2 separate regions of the Homo sapiens genome follow, and region 2 is linked to region 1. Evidence: chromatin loops called from intact Hi-C (ENCODE). Cell type or tissue: dorsolateral prefrontal cortex. All regions are shown on one strand. Links, peaks and the distances in the headings refer to the core of each region. The heading gives the core; the rest is flanking DNA.

Region 1 (2,917 bases), core at 236-2,735:
GACTACAGGTGTGCGCCACCATGCCCAGCTAATTTTTGTATTTTTTAGTAGAGATTGGGTTTCACCATGTTGGCCAGGCTGGACTTGAATTCCTGACCTCAGGTAATCCACCCACCTCAGCCTTCCAAAGTGCTGGGATTACAGGCGTGAGCCACTGCCCCGGCCTAGGGTCCTGTTTCTAAACCTATAGAAGGCTTAGGATGAAACTTTCTGCCCCAGGGCAAGCTGGTTAACATTACAACACTTTATCAGAAGTGTCTGTTAGTTTTTTGTTTTTTTGTTTTTAATATCAGACATGTACTTACTTGCTAAAGTTTTGTCAAGATCAGCAATGAAGGCTTCTAGCTCTTTTGTGTCTCCTAATTTAGCTGTGAAACAGGAGAGGGAGAGAGAGAGAGAGAGAGAGTTCAGTTTCCATAACAAAGACAGCTGATGACTCCATATTGAGTTTTCCAGGAAGTTGGAACTTCCAGAGTTATAGAATGGATTATTTCTATTTTACATCTACCTCCTTATCTTCAGAGACTTTTATTGAAGAGTGTCCTGGGCCAACCCTAAGTGTGTGCTCCAGTGTTTTGATACAGTAAACTCAGAAACTGATTCTGAAGACTAGCCTAAGTGTTTCTTTATTTTTTAGTTCATCACCACCCTCTCCAAACATCCCACCCCACTTCTCCCTCACCTAGAAGAGGAATCTTCCTTCACTGTCTTAAATGTTTGCAGGAGAGTGAGGAGCAGGAAGGGAAGATAAAAGGAGTCTGGTTTTTGTATTGTGTAGAATATGAGTTATTAGTCAAAAAATTCAGTAAGCATAGCACTGTGCAGAGCAGACACCTAGATTGTGTCATTCCTGCGGCACTAGCCTTCTGATGCATTCTTGCTTGTGCTGTCCCCCCAGGGCAACGCTGCAGCCCTCAGAGTTCCTCCAATATGAAATGAATGAAGAGTTCACTGTTTCTTATCAAAATGGTACAGGGAAGGTGCCATGAGTCTTCTGGGCCCAGGACAGCCTCATCCCCTCCAGGTGCCCACACAAGGAAACGAGTCCTCATTCTGATTTGGTTCTCTCTAGAGCCTGAGATGTAGAGATTTTTTTCATATAGCTGACTTTATTTTTGTAGAGTTCATCACATCATTCATGCCTTCCCTGAAATGCAGTACTGGACAGTTTTATTAATTAACACCTGCTGGCTACAAATGGCTAATTGTTCTTAGCCTTTTAAGTCAATTTGCCACTAGGGGCTTTTTTTCCCTCTTTAATTCCTACCTCTTGAGGATCAGGTAACAAATCTGAGCACGTTTTAAGCCACTTTTTAGACTGCTCTGTCTCTGAATTCAACTGATTCATTACAGACTGAGGGCTGGATAGTGGCAGAATTCCCAGTGGGTGCTAACGTTGCTATGTTGAGAAGGGAACTTTCAAATGCCTCTTCTGAAAAAAGAGTGAAGTCCTGTCTTATTGCCAAAGTGAAAAGAGTGATGGAATTGTCATTTCTTTTTAACTATGTTCCATTTTTATTGCATTCTGCAACTATTTTCAGCAAGTATAACTTTTCTTAAGAAAAAAAGCTCCTTTTGTTTTCAAAAAGGCACTTGTCCAATGTAACAGAACATTCAACTCTCTAGCTGGAGACATTTTACCAGTTCCAAAAAATAAGAAACTGCTCATGCATCTTTAAAGACATTTTAGGTCTATTAATACCACAGTAGAGACAGGCTGGAGCTGCTATTTTAAATCATGTTAGATCATAGCTTATCTAATAATGACAACCCCATTTAATTGCTAAATTGGTCATCTGAAAGCATTGGTTAAATAATTAATGCAATAAAAAGAATCCCACTATCTGCAAAGGCAAACTGCTGAGTTTTAAATTCTAGAACCAACAAGTCTGGGAGGAGACTCCTAAGAAACACTGTCATTTGCACAGTCTTGATTACATCACATGAGAGAGAACAGTCTAGTCTCCAAATTTTCTTTCTCCCTGTGACTTCAGGTTTTCTGCCCCAAATTATCTGATTTCATGTTCACACTGATTAAAATCCTGAGAAATAAAAAATTCCACTGTATACTCTACAGTATTAAGACATTAGTCTTACCTATTTGTTTTGTACATTTGAGAAAGATTGTTTAGGGATAAAAGGGACAGAGAAGGGATTGAGAAGGAGAGAGGAATAAAAAAGCAAAAAACTCAAATTCCAACTAATGACCTTACCTTTCTGAGGAGTGACAGTGGCAGAGAGAAGAGCTGGGGTAGAGTCTGTTGGAGAATTCAGTTTTTCATCACTGAAGCTGAAGCTGTTCCTATAAAGTGAATCTGCACCTTTCAGGAAGGAAAATATACTCATTAGAAATAGTACTCATGAGATTATAGACTTAGCACTTTATAGTCTATTGATAACCAACAATTTGTCTTCAAAATAAGCCAAAGCTGCAACTCTATAGTAAAGAAAACAGCCAGGCATGGGGTGGCTCACGGCTGTAATCTCAGCACTTTGGGAAGCTGAAGCAGGTGGATCACCAGAGATGAGGAGTTCAAGACCAGCCTGGCCAACATGGTGAAACCCCATCTCTACTAAAAATACAAAAATTAGCCAGGCATAGTGGTGTGTGTCTGTAGCCCCAGCTACTTGGGAGGCTGAGGCAGGAGACTCGCTTGAATCTGGGAGGTGGAGTTTGCAGTGAGCCAAGATCACACCACTGCACTCCAGCCTGGGTGACAGAGTGAGACTCTGTCTCAAAAAAAAAGATTAGAAAACAGGTTGATTTCCAGGTTTTATGTTTATGCCCCCAAAATGATTCGAGACAGGGGAGAGAGGGAGTGTGTGTGTGTGAGAGAGAAAGTGTGTGTGTGTGTTTGTGTGAAAGTGTGTGTGTGTGCATGAGTGTGTGAGTGTGGGTGTGTGTGAGAATATGTGT
Region 2 (2,917 bases), core at 244-2,743, 73 kb before region 1:
TCCAGCTTGCATGTGACAAGGCCCTGTGGTGAAGACTGGGAAACACACCTGCTGTGGCACAACTGTTGTATTAGTTTCAAGCAGATTACCTTCAACATCCCCACATACAATGAAATCATCTTCGGTCATAATGAAATGAAATGAATACTAATGGCCAGAGAAATTAGTAGCAGGATTGAACTTTGTATATATAATTTTGCCTGTAAAAACTTTTTAATAAAAGCAAAATAAATATTACAATACAAAAATTAAAAAGTCATGGATTAATCATTACCCTAATGTGTTTTTTTTTAAGTGGGGGCATGCACGAAGAAACACTTCCAAAAGAGTGAACTCCAAAGCTTTAGAGACTGGCTCGCACCCAGACAGACAGAACTGAAGTGAATCCAGTTCACCGAGCTAGCCTCATTCATTTCCACCCTACTCATTCAACACAGGAATACGGCGTAGATCCGGAGTACAAGGAACCAACTGCCCCAGAAGTGAGCGCCAACAATTCTGAATTGTCACCCTTGCAAACTGACTCTTGGAACCAGCCTGCAACTGACTCTGCTTATATCCTGTGTAATTGGAGGTGTTCCAAATTAACTTCCATGTAGAAGGCAATTAAACATACTTATTAAAACATAAGTAATAAAATGTGCACTCTTTAAGCCTGGACATATATCACTAAAAGACAACACTAATAGCAGCAACTGTTTAGGACTTAGACTAATAAATGGTTTGGGGGGAAGGAGTAAGTACTTCATCACGGACATTGCTTAGAATAACCAGCATATAGTGATAATAAAAAGCTGACCAACGTGTAGTCAGTTTTATTACTGTTTTTAATGATGCTACACACAAGGCACTCCTTTATTGCCTGCATGCAGGGTAGGCTGTTCCCACCACCTACCCTTGGTATGCCACTGTGTCCTTGCCCCCAAATTTCATCAAATCAGATGAAGTGCATTGACACTTACTGTTAGGAACTATATCATTATTGTTGCCTGACTTGCAGAGAAGTCAGTCATTTTCAGAAAGAGTCTACTGCAAGAAGCTCTTTCCTCTGGAATGGCCCTACAAAAGGAATAGGGGAAATATGTTTAAAAGGAAATAGCAACAGGTTTCATGATCACTTAAGAACTGGAGGTTTCTGCAAGACAAAATACAGCAACAACCAAATTTTAACTCAGGCAAGTTAGGAAAATTATTTTCCATATATATGACAGGCCAAGTGTACTTGTATTGAATGCACTCATGCCAAGTGACCAACAACAGCAAAATCCATTGATGTCCCAATAGGTGTATGACAAAGGACATGGACAGAAAATTCACAGATGAGAACATGTGTGCAAGATGGCCGAATAGGAACAGCTCGAGTCTACGGCTCCCAGCGTGAGCGATGCAGAAGACGGGTGATTTCTGCATTTCCAACTGAGGTACCAGGCCATCTTACTGGGGTGTGCCAGACAGTGGGTGCAGCGCACCGTGCGTGAGCCAAAGCAGGGTGAGGCATCGCCTCACCCTGGAAGTGAAAGGGGTCAGGGAATTCCCTCTCCTAGTCAAAGAAAGGGGTGACAGATGGCACCTAGAAAATCGGGTCACTCCCACCCTAATACTGCGCTTTCCCAATGGGCTTAAAAAACGGCACACGAGGAGATTATATCCCGCACATGGCTCAGAGGGTCCTACGCCCACGGAGCCTCGCTCATTGCTAGCACGGCAGTCTGAGATCAAACTGCAAGGTGGCAGCAAGGCTGGGGGAGGGGCGCCCGCCGTTGCCCAGACTTGATTAGGTAAACAAAGCAGCTGGGAAGCTCGAACAGGGTGGAGTGCACCACAGCTCAAGGAGGCCTGCCTGCCTCTGTAGGCTCCACCTCTGGGGGCAGGGCACAGACAAACAAAAAGACAGCAGTAACCTCTGCAGACTTAAATGTCCCTGTCTGACAGCTTTGAAGAGAGCAGTGGTTCTCCCAGCATGCAGCTTCAGATCTGAGAACGGGCAGACTGCCTCCTCAAGTGGGTCCCTGACCCCCGAGTAGCCTAACTGGGAGGCACCCCCTAGTAGGAGCAGACTGACACCTCACATGGCCGGGTACTCCTCTGAGACAAAACTTCCAGAGGAACAATCAGGCAGCAGCATTTGCAGTTCACCAATATCCGTTGTTCTGCAGCCACTGCTCCGGATACCCAGGCAAACAGGGTCTGGAGTGGACCTCTAGCAAACTCCAACAGACCTGCAGCTGAGGGTCCTGTCTGTTAGAAGGAAAACTAACAAACAGGAAGGACATCCACGCCAAAAACCCATCTGTACGTCACCATCATCAAAGACCAAAGGTAGATAAAACCACAAAGATGGGGAAAAAACAGAGCAGAAAAACTGGAAACTCTAAAAATCAGAGCACCTCTCCTCCTCCAAAGGAATGCAGCTCCTCACCAGCAACGGATCAGAGCTGGACAGAGAATAGCTTTGACGAGTTGAGAGAAGAAGGCTTCAGATGATCAAACTACTCCGAGCTACAGGAGGAGATTCGAACCAATGGCAAAGAAGTTAAAAACTTTGAAAAAAAATTAGACAAATGGATAACTAGAATAACCAATGCAGAGAAGTCCTTAAAGGACCTGATGGAACTGAAAACCAAGGCACGAGAACTATGTGATGAATGCAGAAGCCTCAGTAGCCGATGCGATCAACTGGAAGAAAGGGTATCAGTGATGGAAGATGAAATGCATGAAATGAAGCAAGAAGAGAAGTTTAGAGAAAAAAGAATAAAAAGAAACGAACAAAGCCTCCAAGAAATATGGGACTATGTGAAAAGACCAAATCTACGTCTGATTGGTGTACCTGAAAGTGACGGGGAGAATGGAACCAAATTAGAAAATACTCTGCAGGATATCATCCAGGAGAACTTCCCCAATCTAGCAAGGCAGGCCA

What was found. Peaks named below come from ENCODE experiments on the same cell type or tissue, not always from the same donor. Only the 100,000 strongest peaks of a DNase experiment are listed, where the experiment ranks them.
Region 2: it touches region 1 in a loop (7-fold over the local background); 17 of 110 quality-filtered maps call a loop at or near these places.

What each region holds. Positions count from the first base shown.
Region 1 is chr13:41,466,227-41,469,143 of GRCh38, reverse strand. It overlaps RGCC (regulator of cell cycle), which reads right to left. Exons shown (of 5, transcript NM_014059.3): 3 at 2,214-2,321; 4 at 306-368. Among named protein-coding and RNA genes, the nearest start is that of RGCC, 10 kb to the right of the region's middle. In dorsolateral prefrontal cortex, for the core only: no CTCF peak of the experiment used is centred there; a DNase peak (open chromatin) is centred at 1,375; H3K4me3 peaks cover 2,066 bases; H3K27ac peaks cover 2,500 bases.
Region 2 is chr13:41,539,286-41,542,202 of GRCh38, reverse strand. All of the region lies in intron 1 of LOC105370174 (a long non-coding RNA gene), which reads right to left. Among named protein-coding and RNA genes, the nearest start is that of MIR5006, 28 kb to the left of the region's middle. RefSeq lists an enhancer at 1,696-2,216. In dorsolateral prefrontal cortex, for the core only: no CTCF peak of the experiment used is centred there; no DNase peak of the experiment used is centred there.